Linked DNA regions of Homo sapiens: region 1 is linked to region 2. A link is an interaction called in ENCODE POLR2A ChIA-PET data of the cell type or tissue named here. Cell type or tissue: PC-3. All regions are shown on one strand. Each heading gives the region's core, and the rest is flanking DNA. Links, peaks and the distances in the headings are about the cores only.

Region 1 (8,343 bases), core at 143-8,142, 230 kb before region 2:
AAGTAAACTATTTTTTTCAGTGTGTTAAATTTATCTTGTCATTTTCAGGAGTGAGAGAAGGTTTGGAGGGCAGAAAAAGAGAGATTAACTGCTTAAAGATATTTGAGTAGTACATAGAATGTGAGTATCGGTTATTCCAACTGTGGGCCATAAACACACTCCTGTAAAAAAGGAATTTTGGAATTCAATTCATATTTTTAAAACTTGCTATTTTAAAGAATCCAAGAGTAGAGCATTCTTAAAAGTAATTCATCCATATTTTTACATAGTTGACTGTACAATGTGACTGGCACTTGTAAAAATAACTGGTTTGAAAGACTACCGGCACTTTCAAAAGGCTTGCTCTAATCAACAGAGAAATTTTTCACTCAACTCAGTGCTATCTGACTCAAACTTAGGCCAAGGTGTACATATAAAGTCATGGCCTCACGTAACAGTGATGAACTTGATGATTTGATACTAGGTCAACATATATTCTTTTCTGAGAAACAGTCATAGATCCATTTCCAAAAATATGGTGCAAACAAGAACTGACCTGCTTAGCACCTGGCTTCTGCTCCATAGGCGTCATGGTCAGTGTTTTGGTCTCTTTCTCATACTGGCAATAGTATTTCACCCAGGATATTCCTAAAGCCCCTACAAGGACAAGTAAAAGTGAGCAGACAGAATAACTATTTTAGCTGTATAGGAAGTCAACCCTAAGATGGAAGCTATTTACACATTGCTCTTCAGAGTCAAACTTCAGATCCAGCCCTGCCCTTGCCCTGACCGCCCTCCTTCCATAGCCACCTACCTACTGCACACAGGGAGATTCTAACCTTCACCAACTGCTTCCCACAGCTGCTTCTGGCTTGCTCAAAACCTACTCTCCCTGCCATGTTCCCTATAAATTGTATCACCATATATCCCAGAAGCTGGAGACTATTGTCATTTACTTTGCTGTCTCTATAACTGTTCCATGTCATTGGTCATTGGGTTATGCCCCTTCTAACCTGTACATGACTCTACACATCTCTCTTTTAACTGTCTCCTCCTCTCCATTCCTTTTTAACACCGAATTAGTTAAGAACCCTATCAGTGTTGTTTTTGTTTTAATTTTTTTTTTTTTTTTGACAGAGTCTCGTTCTGTCACCCAGGCTGGAGTGCAGTGGCGCAATCTCAGCTCACTGCAAGCTCCACCTCCCCAGTTCACACCATTCTCCTGCCTCAGCCTCCCAAGTAGCTGGGACTACAGGCACCCACCACCACGCCCGGCTAACTTTTTGTATTTTTTTTAGTAGAGATGGGGTTTCACCATGTTAGCCAGGATGGTCTTGATCTCCTGACCTCGTGATCTGCATGCCTCAGCCTCCCAAAGTGCTGGGATTACAGGCATGAGCCACAGCGCTGGGCCCAGTGTCTTATTTTGTATTTATATTTTATGAAACATATTTTTAAAAAACAAAAATTTACTATCTCACCAATTAATTATTTCATTGGCCTTCTCTGATTTCCCTATTGTCCCCATCTCTGATCACTCCACTCCAATTCATTCTCCACTCTTTTCCTAGATTATTTTTAAAATATATCTCTATTTTTATCATTCCCCTCATTAAAAACCATCCACGGCTTTCCCACTATCTCCACACTCCTTAGCCTGCCTACAATGCCCTTGATAACATGATCAAAACTTACCTTTCTAGCTTTTTCTTTTGGCACCTCACCTCTATGTTCCTGTCTCAATGAATTACTTTTAGTTCCCACATAAAGAGGTAGCCATATAATTTCTAGTCCAAATCCAAGACTTATTTAAGACTGAATGAGGCAGTATTATTAATAATTACATCAGGACAACAGGGGTAAAGCAGGACTATTCTTGGCAAACAAGGGCCCTACAAATCAACTATGTCTATCCACAACCCTGCCTTTACTCATGCAGTGGTATATACCTGGAATTCCCTTCCTCCTTTTCCTTCTTTCTTTCTCTCTCTTTCTTTCTTTCCTTTCTTTCCTTTCTTTCTTTCCTTTTTCTTTCCTTTCTTTCTTTTCTTTTCTTTCTTTCATTCTTTCTTTCTTTCTTTTATTCATTTTTGAGACAGAGTCTCACTCTGTCACCCAGGCTGGAGTGTAATGGCACCATCTCGGCTGAGTAAAATCTCCACCTCCCAGGTTCAAGTCATTCCCCTGCCTCAGCCTCCCAAGTAGCTAGGATTACAGGCAAGCATCACCACATCCAGCTAATTTTTGTATTTTTAGTAGAGACGGGGTTTCACCATGTTGGCCAGGCTGGTCTCAAACTCCTGACCTCCAGTGATCTGCCGTCTCAGCCTCCCAAAGTGCTGGGATTACAGGCATGAGCCACTGTGCCCGGCCATTCCTCCTTTTCTTTACCTATCAAACTCCCACTCATCATTCAAGTTCTAGTTCAAATATCACTTTCTTTGTGAAGCCTTTAGATATATGCCCCAAATACAGTTATCACCACATTTCATTATAATTATTGATATACTTGTCTATCTCTCCCATCACTTTACACTTCTTGGTGAAAGAAATCATGGTTGATTCAGTTTTTCAAGGGTGTCCCCAATGCATTGCACAGTATCTGGCAGAAACAGTGCTCATTAAGCATACATTCAACTGAGTAGCAATGTTATGCCCATATGACAAATCAGAATACTGAAGCACAGAAGGATCACACAGCATACAGCAGTGGTTCTCAACTAGGGGTAATTTGGCCTCCCAGGGGACATGTGGCAATACATTAGAGACATTTTAGGTTGTCACACCTGGAGATTACTATGAGCACAAAGTGAGGAGGCCAGGGATGCTTCTAAATATACTATAATACACAGGACCACTTCCCAGAACTAAAAATTATCCAGCCTGAAATGTCAACAGCACTGAGATCGAGAAATTGTGCGACACACAGTTGAAGAGATGAACCTGACAAGTGGGAGAACACATCTTTGAAAATCATCACAAGTAAACTGCTCTATGCAAAGAAAAGTGTGATAATTTCACTACCGTAGTGTCATGCTTTTTGAATTACAGTGATTTTTGCTACTGGCAGCCTCTGGGTGTGTGTCCTCTGTTTATTCCCCAGATATAATAACTCTGGGCAAAAACTGAATAACAGGTTTGGGGAGTATTGGGTCATAGTTCAAAGGGCAAATAAAATCAAATCACACATACAGGTGTGCATAATGTTACTGAGGAATTAGGAAAGATTGAATGCTCTGCAACATTCAGTGACTAAACAAGTTAACCCACTTTACTTAGTCACCAATGAAAAACAGATACTGTCTTTCCCACTGGAATCATGATGTTCACTAAGTGCTATAAGAGCATCCATGAGCCTGAGCAACATAGTGAGACCTTGTCTCTACAAAAAATTCAAAACTTAGCCAAGTGTAGTGGTAGGTGCCTTTAGGTGCAGCCACTCAGGAGGCTGAGGTAGGAGGGCTGCTTGAGCCCAGGAGTATGAGGCTGTAGTGAGCTATGATGGTGCCATTGCACTCCAACCTGGACAACAGAGCAAGATCCTGTCTTAAAAAAAGAAAAGAAAAGAGCAAACATATGACCCTAATGCAGACGAAGATATAGGGTACTATAGTAGGATCATGGGCTTTGGCATTTCATAGACCTGAATTTAATTTTAGTCCTGACACTTGTTAGTTGGGTGACTTTCAAATGGTGACGTCTCTGAGCCTTAGTGGCCTTATGTGTATGGGTATAAATTGGTTGCAAAGATTAAATGAGGCAGTGTTTTAAATGAACTTAGCACCATGTCTGGTACATAATAAGTATAAGAAATATTATTTTTCTACTTCCTTTCCTCTACTTCCCTTTTTTCCAAAAGAATAATCAGAAGGATTAAAGAACAAATAATACCCATTTTGAATCTCAGAGAAAACCTTAGGTCTTATCACTACACAGCCTTTGTAAGACAAATCTTTAACTTCCTCTCAGTTTCTCCTTTTTTTTTTTTTGTTTTCAGTATTCCCTGCCTGCGTTCCAAGGGAATTTTAGCTATCAGGGGTCTATGAACAGTAAGGGTGCCCAAAATTCACAGCCGACAAGTGGCAGTAGTTCCTGGCTTATTGAAACCCAATGGATACCCCTATGTCCCCACACACATTTCTCTTGTGTATAGAGATAGCCTTCAATAGTTGGCTGTCCTGGAAGTTTGCATGTCTGGGGAGCTTCTTTCATCCTTTTCTTAAGTTCTTCCATCTCTTCCCGGGTACTGGAGAAATGATTTCTTGTCTGTCAAGACATCATCATGAAAATCATTATTATCATCATCATTATCATGAAAAAGTATTTCTTGGTCAGAGACTCAGTACAAAGTTTTCCCTGCTTACAGCATGTGCAACCACAAAGCAAAAAAAGAAATGGTGAATGGCATAGTGAATGGAAAACAAGTTTATAGAGTCTAACGGTCCTAAAGACTGCATAGGAAACAAAAATATAACGAGCAATATACTCATAAAATAACAACTGGGAGGCTTTTTACTAATACGAATCACATAAGGCCCTAATAAATAAGCAATCTTAGAATTCTGAACATGACTGATACCCTGCTTTACAACAAGGGAGATGGCAGACAAGGTTCCCAAAGGTAGCATTCTCATAGCAACTTCCAAATTGTGTCTCAAAGTTACAGCCTAGTTGATACTGAATCAAATTCTGGCCAAGAACATAAAATATACGAGAGGGTGCTCTCTTGGGAGAAGGGCCAACAGTAGCTATGTTTTCATACTCACAAATACCAAAACCTAATGATGAGAATAAATCTATTTAAATCTACACAACTAAAACACAATGGTAAGACATGTGTTGAAATGTGGGTATGAAAATCACTACAGATAAGTTTTTAGTACCCAGTCTTAAAATTATGACATGATGTTAGTGAGAAAGGTGATCTGTGCTGCCCATCTAGTTGGCTCATGTTTATCCTGTAAATAAGTCACCCATATGTACACATTCAAAGGCTTATTGTTACATTTGTACATATCAAGTAATATATAGAGGAAGATTCATGGGATTAACTTGGTTGTAGTAGGAAGATGTTGTAAATCAGGAAATTCTGGAGAATGTGAGAGCCCCTAGTTCCTTTCTGCAAGGAGAGTATATAGAAAGAAAAAATAATAACAACAACTGTAAATCCCAATCCTCCTAAACAACCAAGGGGGGCTTATTTTTCACTATAACTTACCAGCATTTTTCATCTAAAACTACATCTATATATTTCATGCAATTTAACACCCATTCTAAAGTCACCAACTCAGTAATGCCTTCTCTGACTCTACCAGGTAGCCAAATGCTCTGAACTTTTTAAAAACCTTTGGCCTTGATTCTATTATAGCACTTATCATAATGGATTATAATTTATCTCTGTTTATTTGTCTCCTACAAGAAACTGTATGTTCCTTCAAGACAGAAAAACTTGCATGCATCTTCATGGCATGTCCAGTGCCTTTCACATGCCTGGCACAGAGCTTATGTTCATTTTTTCCATAAACATTTGTTTAATGTGGGTTGAATAAAGGAACATGTAAAGGAATATATGTGAAAAGGATGGGAACACTATGCCTACATGCCCATCTGTAAGAACCAGCATGACAAAGAAGGTAGAGAAAACCTTTAAAAGTAATTTATGTGACTCTACTAATAAGTACTGAGAAAAGAAAGAGAAGATAAAATGAGTGTTTGTGGTAATAAAGTCTACAGTGAGAGTGTTTTGACTGAGCAGGGAAGTAGCTTAAGGCCTGGGCTCAAATAAGCCTATAGCTATGTCCTGATCTGAGAGAGATGCAGCAAATTAGCAATACTTAATAAATATTGCATAGATGAAGGTGTTGGTGTGTGGAAGGGTGGGTTTGAACAGCAGTCAGCCTCAAAAACAGGAAAGATGTGAAAGTGGAAGAGCAAGAACAGTCTGATATACTAAATATTTGTGATCCACACCAGTATATTCTAACAAATTGGCTAGGATGCAGTAACCTAGAATTCCAAGAATCAAGGTCGCTAGGGCTGAAATTCAATCGGAATGGAAAGACCGGTGAGAAAAATCCACATGCAAACTCACATTCTGTAAACTGAGTTGGAGCTGTTGTTTGTATGGGAGGAAATCCTGTGTGAGCTCCACAGTCAGGCTGTTAGAAATGAACAGACTATGAAGAAAGGCCAAGACCTAGGGAAAACATGTAAAAATAACTTTATCACCAGCATCTTCTAATAAACTAAATAAAAGAAACATGAACTCACCAAAAAACTCCATGGTGTGGCTGGGTGTGGTGGCTTATGCCTGTAATCCCTGCACTTTGGGAGGCCGAGGCGGGCAGATCGTGAGGTCAGGAGTTTGAGACCAGCCTGACCAACATGGTGAAATCCCATCTCTACTAAAAATACAAAAATTAGCTGGCCGTGGTGGCGCACGCCTGTAATCCCAGCTACTTGGGAGGCTGAGGCAGGAGAATGGCTTGAACCCGGGAGGCGGAGGTTGCAGTGAGCCAAGATTGCATCACTGCACTCTAGCCTGGGACAGAGTGAGACTGTCTCAAAAAAACAAAAAACAAACAAACAAACAACAACAACAAAAAACTCCATGGTGTTTACCCAGTATAGCGCTAAACGCAGTCAAACACAAACCAGTCTACACATCACTGTTTTCATATCAGGTTGAACATTTACCCTTGACTCAGCTTCAGAAAAAAAGAACTATTAACAAATTTATTAACCCTGAGCTTGTTCAGATCTCATATAAAGACATTCATCATTTGAACAGTATGTAAATGAACTGCATCTTTCCTCTATATATCCTCAGCAACCACAAACAATAGGTGCTCAATAAATATTTCTTGAATGAATGAAAGTAAATAGATAAATGAATAAAGCAAGATTTTCTACCTAACTTTAATGAAGACTGTCATAATGCTAAAAGATCAAAGGAGTCTAAACCAACTTTAAAATTAGAAATGTTTCACAGGGTTGCAGAAAAAGACATATAAATGATACACAACATATATTGGTGTAAATTTTCAACCCCATTAAAAATCAAATACACGGGCTGGGTATGGTAGCTCATGCCTGTAATCCTGGCACTTTGGGAAGCCAAGGCAGGGGGATCACTTGGGCCCGGGAGTTGGAGACCAGCCTGGGCAACATGGTGAAACCTTATCTCTACAAAAACATACAAAATATTAGCTCGGTATGGAGGCATGCACCTGTAGTCCCAGTTACTCAGGAGGCTGAGGTGGGAGGATCACTTGAGCCCAGGAGACAGAGGTTGTAGATAGCACCACTGCACTCCAGTTTGGGTGACAGTGAGACCCTGTCTCAAACAAATATATGGAAATGGAAAAATCTACACAAAACGAAGTAAATGGAATGAAAAAACGTGAAATGGGAAAAAACTACACAAGACAGAAGTAAAAGTAGTAGAATGAGAAGTCACTGACTGCAAGAGACATGAGTCCCTAGCATAGTATCTGGTATATGAGAAAGACTTTCAGAAGCTTCTGAAAGCGCAAGAAGAAGGAAGGGAGGGAAACAAAGTAACAGGAAGAGTTGTAGAGAAATTCCGGAAGGGGGGAGGAAAGAGAAAGGAAAAAAAGGAAAGAGAAAGAAAATAGCCATAGAAAAAGAGAGAAAAGGGTTGGGGGGAAAGAGAGAAAAAAAGTATACTAAAGAACAAGAAAAACGTAAGTTAGACTACGTTCTAGACATTTCCACTGATTATCCTTCACGTTCTTTGGGATTCTGTTTTTATGATCAAAGTTTGTACATTTACCAGGCATTTGATAAATATTTTTAGACCATTCATCAACAGAGAAAACTTACAGGCTCCACAATATTGAACTTCTTGGACTCCTGAACTTCCTGGATTTGATAAACATAATCAAGAGAGGACTCGAAAAAATTGTGCCTCTCCTTGTCCACCTGTAGGTCTGCCTGTAGAAGAAGGAAAACAAACATTACATATTGGGATATTCATTCATGAAAGTCAGTACTTAAGGATTGAACAGAATGCTAGAGCTAGATGAGCATTTAGCCACCAACTAGTGATGTTACCTTTTATTTTAGAAATAGAGAACCTAAAGCCAAGAGATAAAAAAGTGACTGATACAGGATTCCAGTTTCTGGTCCAACACATAAAAAGCTTGAAGTCATTACATCCACCCTGACAAAAAGAAAAAAGCTGAACAAGTGTAAAATCCACACATTTTATTATATTCAACAGAGAACTGAAGTCAGAGGAAAATCTGCTCCCTCAAACACTACAGAGACATGAATACAGAGAATAAGAAATTAACAAGGGCCAAAGCCCAAGAACAGAAGCATGCTACTATGGCCAATACT
Region 2 (8,343 bases), core at 116-8,115:
GATCACACCACCGCACTCCAGCCTGGGCGACAGAGCGAGACTCCGTTAAAAAAAAAAAAAAAAAACTGGTCTGGGAGGCTGGAAAGAAAAGGTAATTTTCCAAATGTCATTTTTAGACTTCAGTAATTTATTAAATGTGTTTTTAAAAAGAGTTTTATCCTGGTAGATGTGGTGGCACTCGCCTGGAGTCCTAGCTACTCAGGAGCTTGAGGCAGGAGGATCCCTTGAGCCCAGGAGTTCGGGTCTGCAGTGAACTATGATCGCACTTGTGAATAGCCACCGCTTTCCAATGTGGGCAACACAGGGAGAACCTGTGTCTGAAAAAAAAATGTTTACCTAAAGATATAAAGTAATATTTTATAAACCCTATGCTTCTTATAAAGGATCCTAAAGGTCTTTGTCCTGAAATGTTATAATCCTTCCTTCACAAAAAGGTAGAAAAAATATAGAAGTTACTGGCCTGTATCCAATAACAAGAAGAAAACCTGGAGGTGAAATAGAGGTGGCAGGTGGAGGGAGAGGGGACAGCACAAGTTGATGATGATTTCTCCTATGCCAGGCACTTTACATAAATGATCTCATTTACAGGCACTTTACATAAATGATCTCATTGAGGAAGGTGCTATTGTCCCTTGCATTTTACAGATGAAGCAACTGAACCTCAGAGAAGTTAAGCTACTTGGCCAAAGTCACCCAGAGAATAAATGATGTCCTAGAGATTCAAATCCAGCTCTGAATTCAAAGTCATGTTTTGCCATTGCATTACAGTACCTTCCAGCCTAACTCATCAACATCTAATCTCCATTCCCTCCTGCTTATGTGACTGGACGTACTTGGAACTGTAATACAGAAAAAATAGTTCTGGGTCACTTGCTGTAACTTCAGCAAATGATTTGAAATTATCCCAGGCTGAATATTAACAGAGGCTTTATGTTGAACTTCTCTGAAGAGCTAGCTGACAAAACTGGCTCCCAAGCTACATATGCTCAGCTGTCTAGAATTTCCAGACTTGCACTGCATGAGACAGAAGACAAAGTAGATAACTGCCCCTCAGCACAACAACACTGCTAGCCTAGCCCCTAGTTCTAGCCTGGTCTAAATCCTTTACTACTGTTGGCACCATTCCCAGCTCTAGTCTTGGCTCTGGTCCATTCCCTGCTTTGACTGAACTTGGCTTAGTTTTTTTCCTCAGCCTACGCCAAGATTTTAAAACTTTTAGGAGCTAGAAGTGGCAAATGGTTAGAAAGGAAAAATCCTCTTTTATAATTCTCTGTACATCCAACTCTCCATTTACCCACTCCCTTCAAGTTTCTCTTTATGGAGTTGCTTGGTGGAAAAAAAAGCCACCAATTTATAGCTTTAAAAATATAATCTATTTCAGTCTATGTGATTAAATATCCACCAAAATTCTTTATCCATAGAATTCACCATTTTCATCACATTTTCACACCAGCAGCACCATATCAAAGCTATCTATTGGTAATAACCTGGGAATTTTTTCCTCGTGACCATTTTATGTGTCCATTTTGATTCCTAATAAGCCACATTTCAAAAAAAATTCAAACAAGGTTTATGTCAGTTCTAAAAGGCTTTATAAGGGCAATAAAGGCACAGTTGTATTACTTTTTAACTCCCAGGAAGATATCAATACCCAGCATCCCAGCACAGCCTGCTGGGCTATGCCATTTTATAGCATCTTAGAAGATACCATGCTCTACTGAGGGGCCAGAAATTTCCCAGCAGTTCCTAGAGGGGCCTGCTGAATCATGGAAACTAAATTATAACGTTCTACTAATGATTCTTGAACTTTGGTTTGTATGAGAATCACTTAGGGTGCTTATTGAAAATGTAGATTTCCTTGGACCCCTCTCCCAGCGATTCTGATGGTATGATGTGGATTTAGGTAGGGGCTGAGGCCAGACAATATGAACTGAGGCTTGAAAATAACAAAGAATCAGAAACTAATGTGGGTGGGGGAGTGGGGTCTTAGGTAAGGCCTTGGGAAATCTAAATTTTTTATAAGTACAACAGGTGATTCTGATGGAGGTGGTCCAAAATGTAGGCATCCAGTCTTATGCACTGATACGGTTTTAGGGGGGATTTTTTTGAGACAGGATCTTGCTGTCTTGTCCAGACTGGCCTCAAACTCCTGGGTTCAAACCACTCCCTCCCACCTCAGCCTCTAAAATGGCTGGGACTACAGGCACATGCAACCACACTCCACTCGACATGAGATTTTATCTACTAAAAACTGGTCAAAAACTGATCGGGATATGACAGTCCTCATACAACAATGGTTTTGATTAATAACATGAGTGAAAACTTCTGTTCCTCATATTGGCAGCATTAGGCTTTCTGACTTCCATACTACTTCAGTTTATTTTGCATCTGACTCAAAGCTAATAATTAAATAAACATGATTAACTGTGGAATTTGCATAACATTTTTTTTTTTCCTTTGGAGACATTCGCTCTGTCGCCCAGGCTGGAGTGCAGTGGCACAATCTCGGCTCACTGCAACCTCCACCTCCCAGGTTCAAGCAATTCTCCTGCCTCAGTCTCCCAAATAGCTGGGATTACAGGTGCTCGCCACCACACCCGGTTAATTTTTGTATTTTTAGTAGAAATAGGGTTTCACCATGTTGGCCAGGCTGGTCTTGAACTCCTGACCTCAAGTGATCCACCCGCTTCGGCCTCCCAAAGTGCTGGGATTACAGGCATGAGCCACTGCACCTAGCCTGCATAACATTTTATATGTGGTCATTTTCACCAGCATCACATAGCACATTACATACTCTTTAGCAGAATTACTAGAATACCTTGAGAAAAGTATACAACTGAAATGTATTTCAACAAGTTTCTGGCCCTGGGGGTGGGAAGACGTGAAGAAACCTTCAGACAACTGAGCCCCACAAAGTTCTTTTAGTTTCTTTTAAAGTAAAATGACATAAGCTGAAATATGCAATTATTTCCAATTTCTAATTCTCTTCCTCTTTCAGCAACAAAACAAGCAATGGACAAGAGTCATAACTTGTCATGACTGCAAATGGATGTGCATCTATACTTAGAGTAGAACAAAACAGATACAAAGTAAAGCATTTTAAGAAAGGATTCTAAGGGCAACATTAATTTTTTCCACAATATTAATTTTTCCCACTGACTTACAATAATTTTCATGCTAGTAAAATTTTCATGCTAGTAATTTTATAAATGGAAGCACCTCACAAGGCAGTGGGTGCTGAGATCGTTGTCAAAAGAATGCAACAGTGCAGTGACAATGCTCTGGCAAGGCCCCAGAACATGCCAATCATGCTTTCTCTCTCACATGGTTAAACCGACATTACCACAGGAAGGAAACTGGTTTCAGAACCTTACTAAGAATTAATTGTGGGTGAATTCACATTTCAGCCTTCAAAAAGCTTGATTAGACCACTAAGTTACTCTACCTGTTTAGCTTAAGAAGAACAGTTATGAATATTAAGTTAATAATACTGAATGATAAACAAAACACAAACGTCAAAATTTACTATGTCCAAGGCACATGCTTAATCTTTACAACCACCACCCTTTTAAGTAGGTACTATTATGTCATTCCCATTCTCCAGATGAGAAAACTGAGGCTTAGAAAAGTGAAGTAACTTGTCCAAAGCTGCTGAGGCCCTAGAACCTCACCCTCACTCTTTAAAAAAAATTTTTTTTAGAGACAGTGTCTTGTTCTGTCATCCAGGCTGGAGAGCAGCGGTGCAATCATGGCACATCGCAGCCTCAAGCAATCCTTCTGCCTTAGCCTCCAAGTAGCTGGGACTACAGGCGCAAACCACCACACTCAGCTACTTTTTTAAATTTATTTTTTGGTACAGATGGGTTTCACTATATTGCCCAGGCTGGACTTGAACTCCTGGCCTCAAGTGATCCTCCAGCCTCGGCCTCCCAAAGTATTGGAATTACAAGCATGAGCCATCACATCCAGCTGTGAGAACCTCACTCAAGTATTGTGCTAGCCTGCTTCTGTGCTGAGATACCATTTTCATAACATTGGACAAGCTTTGCTAAAAATTGATGTTGACAAGGAGAAACAGGAGTTCTCATAGACTTCAGGGATGTAAACTGGTATGAACATTTTTGAAGGCAATTTGGCAATACCTACCAAAATGTTAAATCTGTGTACTCTTTGATCCATCAGGTCTAATTAAGAATTTGTGCTATAGATTTCTCCACAAAAGCATGCAAAGAGATAAAAAATGTATCGGCTAAGCGTTTTTTTGTAGTGTTGAAAACTGGAATCCCTTCAAATGACCATGACTACAGGAATAGTTATATAAATGATATACATCCATGCAATGGGAAATTATGCACACATGAAAGAGAATGATTTATTATGAAAATATATCCAAGGATGTAAATGAACAAAATTAGTTAAAAATAGCTGCACATTAGTATCTAGATTTTTTTTATTATACTTTAAGTTTTAGGGTACATGTGCACAGCGTGCAGGTTAGTTACATATGTATACATGTGCCATGTTGGTGTGCTGAACCCAGTAACTCGTCATTTAACATTTGGAGTATCTAGATTATAATCATCTTTTGTGTGTTTTTAAAGAAGTCATATACGCATATATAATAATTCAATAAAAATGTGATACCTGGGCCAGGCACGGTAGCTCACACCTATAATCCCAGCACTTTGGGAGGCCCAGGCGGGAGAACCACATGAGCTCAGGAGTTTGAGACCAGCCTAGGAAACATGGCGAGACCTTGTCTCTACAAAATATTTAAAAATTAACTGGTTGTGGTGTTGCGTGCCTAGTCCCAACTACTCAGGAGGCTGAGGTAGGTGGGCTCACTTGAGCCCAGGAGTTCAAGGTTACAGTGAGGTGTGATGACACCACTGGACTCAACCTGGACAACAGAGTGAGACAGTGTGTCAAAAAAGAAAAAGTGGTATGTGTATGTGTGTATATGTATTTCTTCATAAATGATTTTAATGGTTTTCTGATCTGGGGAAGTTGAAATGGGATAGAGAGAGGGAGATTTTCAATTTACTCCCTTCCAAACAGTTTGAAATTTTACTATGAGCATGTGACTTTCATATTAAGAATGAAATTAGGACCCCCCCCAAAAAAAACTTCAAGGAGCATCATCTAATTCTGTAACATTTGAACTTTTGTGACCATGAACATAGTAAGAAATACTTTTTTAGGCTGGGCGCAGCGGCTCGCCCCTGTAATCCTAGCACTATAGGAGGTCAAGGTGGGTGGATCGCTTGATCCCAGGAGTTTGAGACCAGCCTGGGCAACATGCAAAAACCCCATCACTACTAAACATTTAAAAATGAGAAGGTCCTGTAGTCCCAGCTACTTGGGAGGTGGAGGTGGGAGGATCGCTTGAGCCCAGGAAGTCGAGGCTCCAGTGAGCCGTGATCACACCACTGCTCTCCAGCCTGGGTGACAGAGCAAAGCCCTGTCTCTACAAAGTAAATACATACATACATACATACATTTTACACCATAGACTAGAACATACATACATATATACATAAATATAACTAAAACAGGTTTCACAAAACAATATTTACTATATGCAATGTGCTCTCATATTTTTTATTCTAATCTATCCTATCATTCTATTCTTCTATTTCATTTTATAAAACACTGGTCACTACCTACTAAAATGACTTCATATACAAAGGTAAACCTCAACTTGGCCTGCTGTCACCAGTGCAGGCTGAACTAGATGACACATCCAGAGAGGACTCCAACATACCCAGCAGACCATCTCTAGCCAGGCCAGTGTATACCTAACCCCAAATCCAGATATTCTCAGCCAATCAACACCACTCAGAGATTTTGTTTTTTATTTTTTTGTCTTTAGAGACAGAGTCTTGCTCTGTCACCCAGGCTGGAGAACAGTGGTGTGATCTCAGCTCACTGCAACCTCCACCTCCTGGGTTCAAGTAATTCTCCTGCCTCAGCCTCTCAAGCAGCTGGGATTACAGGCACCCACCACCACACCAGGCTAATTTTTATATTTTTTAGTAGAGACAGGGTTTCACCTGATCTCGAACTCCGTACCTCAAGTGATCTGCCTGCCTCGGCCTCCCAAAGTGCTGGGATTACAGATGTGAGCCACTGTGCCTGGCCAGATTTTGCTTTTTAAATATAGGAAAAAAAGAAAATAAATAAATAAATAAATAAATAACACACCAGAAAAATAGAAAAAACAAAGAAATTGGACTGACACAGTTCGAGATCTCTCTCTCTCTCTCTCTCTCTCTTTTTTTTTTTTTTTTTGAGACAGACTTTTTCTCTGTCGCCCAGGCTGGAAGGCTGGAGTGCAGTGGCATGACCTTGGCTCCCTGCAACCTCTGCCTCCCAGGTTCAAGCGATTTTCCTGCCCCAGCCTCTCTAGTAGCTGAGATTACAGGTGTGTACCACCATGCCCAGCTAATTTTTTTTGTATTTTTAGTAGAGATGGGGTTTCGCTATGTTGGTCAAGCTGGTATTGAACTCCTGACCTCAAATGATCTGCCCACCTCAGCCTCCCAAAATGCTGGGATTACAGGCGTGAGCCACCACCCCCGGCAGTTTGAGATCTTTTGACTGAAAGACCTACTTCATTACTCCTTTTCCCAACCTCATTCTCCAGAAACTACCTAGATTTGGTACTGTGTTGGGTTCTCTGCTTGCCAGAAAAGTTTTTTTTTTTTTTCGTTTTTTTTGTTGTTGTTGTTGTTGCTGTTGTTGTTGAGACAGGGTCTCACTCTGTTGCGCAGGCTGGAGTCCAGTGGTGCGATCTTGGCTCACTATAACCTCTGCTTCTCAGGTTCAAGTGATTCTCGTGCCTCGGCCTCCCAAAAAGCTGGGATTACAGGTGCACACCACCACAGCAGGCTAATTTTTGTATTGTTAGTAGAGACAGGTTTTCATCATGTTGGTCAGGCTGTTTTTGAACTCCTGACCTCAAGCAATCTGCCTGCCTCGGCCTCCCAAAGTGCTGGGATTACAGGTGTGAGCTACTGTGCCCAGCCAAGTTTTTTCACTTAATACTCAATCGTTAGTCTTTTGTTGTTGTTGTTGTTCTTTTTATAGAGATGAGGTTTCACTGTTTTGCCCAGTCTGGTCTCAAACTCCTGGGCTTAAGAGAGTCCTCCTGCCTTAGCCTCCCAAAGTCCTGGGATTACAAGTGTGAGCCTGGCCTTTTTCTTTTCTTTTCTTTCTTTCTTTTTGACAGGGTCTTGCTCTGTCGCTCAGGCTGGATGGCAATGGCTTGAACATGGCTCACTGCAACCTCGACCTGCTGGGCTCAAGTGATCTTCCCACCTCAGCCTTCGGAGTAACAGGGGTTACAGATGCAGGTCACTATGCCTGGCTAATGTTTTAATTTTATTTTTTGTAAAGATAGGGTTTCACTATGTTGCCCAGGCTGGTCTTGGAACTCCTAGCCTCAAGTGATCCTCTCACTTTGGCCTCCCAAAGTGCTGGGATTATACGCATAAGCCACAGTGTTCAACTTTTTTTTTTTTTTTTTGAGATGGGGTCTCGCTCTGTCACCCAGCCTTGTGTGCAGTGGCTCGATCATGGCTCACTGCAGCCTTCACCTCCTGGACTCAAGTGATGCTTCCACCTCAGTCTCCCAAGTACCTGGGACCACAGGCATGCACCACCACACTGGGCTAATTAAAAAAAAAAAAAAATTTGTAGGCCAGGCGCAGTGGCTCACTCCTGTAATCCCAGCACTTTGGGAGGCCGAGGCAGGTGGATCACCTGAGGTCAGGAGTTTGAGACCTGCCTGACCAACATGGAGAAACTCCATCTCTATAAAAACACAAAATTAGCCGGGTATGGTGGTGCATGCCTGTAATTCCAGCTACTCAGGAGTCTGAGGCAGGAGAATTGCTTGAACCCAGGAGGCGGAGGTTGCGGTGAGCCAAGATTGCGCCATTGCACTCCAGCCTGGGCAACAGGACAGAATCTCCGTCTAAAAAAAAAAAAAAAATTTTGTAGAGACAGGGTCTCACTATGTTGCCTGGGCTGGTCTCAAACTCCTGGACTCAAGCAATTCTCCCACCTTGACCTCCCAAAGTGCTGGGATTACAGGCATGAGCCATCATGCCTGGTCCTGTTAATCTTTATTTTTTTAATTTAACAACCCACTAATGATTTATGACATGTAGTTTGATAAACACTGATCTAATTGACTAGGGAATTAATAGATGTCTGTTCTGTTGCTCACTTGTTTTAATGCAACTTTTCCATTTGCTTCCCAATGTACTACCAGTTTGCCTAACCAAATTCTTATTTCTTGATACCAAAAACAACACATTTTAAAAAACCCAGTGGGCC

Evidence for each region. Peaks named below come from ENCODE experiments on the same cell type or tissue, not always from the same donor. Only the 100,000 strongest peaks of a DNase experiment are listed, where the experiment ranks them.
Region 1: POLR2A ChIA-PET joins it to region 2 with 11 read pairs; 2 of 35 experiments call an interaction of 5 or more read pairs at or near these places.

The regions. Positions count from the first base shown.
Region 1 is chrX:68,206,038-68,214,380 of GRCh38, forward strand. It overlaps OPHN1 (oligophrenin 1), which reads right to left. Exons shown (of 25, transcript NM_002547.3): 7 at 7,825-7,935; 8 at 6,071-6,175; 9 at 4,116-4,245; 10 at 536-636. Among named protein-coding and RNA genes, the nearest start is that of OPHN1, 220 kb to the right of the region's middle. In PC-3, for the core only: no CTCF peak of the experiment used is centred there; no DNase peak of the experiment used is centred there.
Region 2 is chrX:68,440,047-68,448,389 of GRCh38, forward strand. No RefSeq gene overlaps it. Among named protein-coding and RNA genes, the nearest start is that of OPHN1, 11 kb to the left of the region's middle. In PC-3, for the core only: no CTCF peak of the experiment used is centred there; a DNase peak (open chromatin) is centred at 3,305.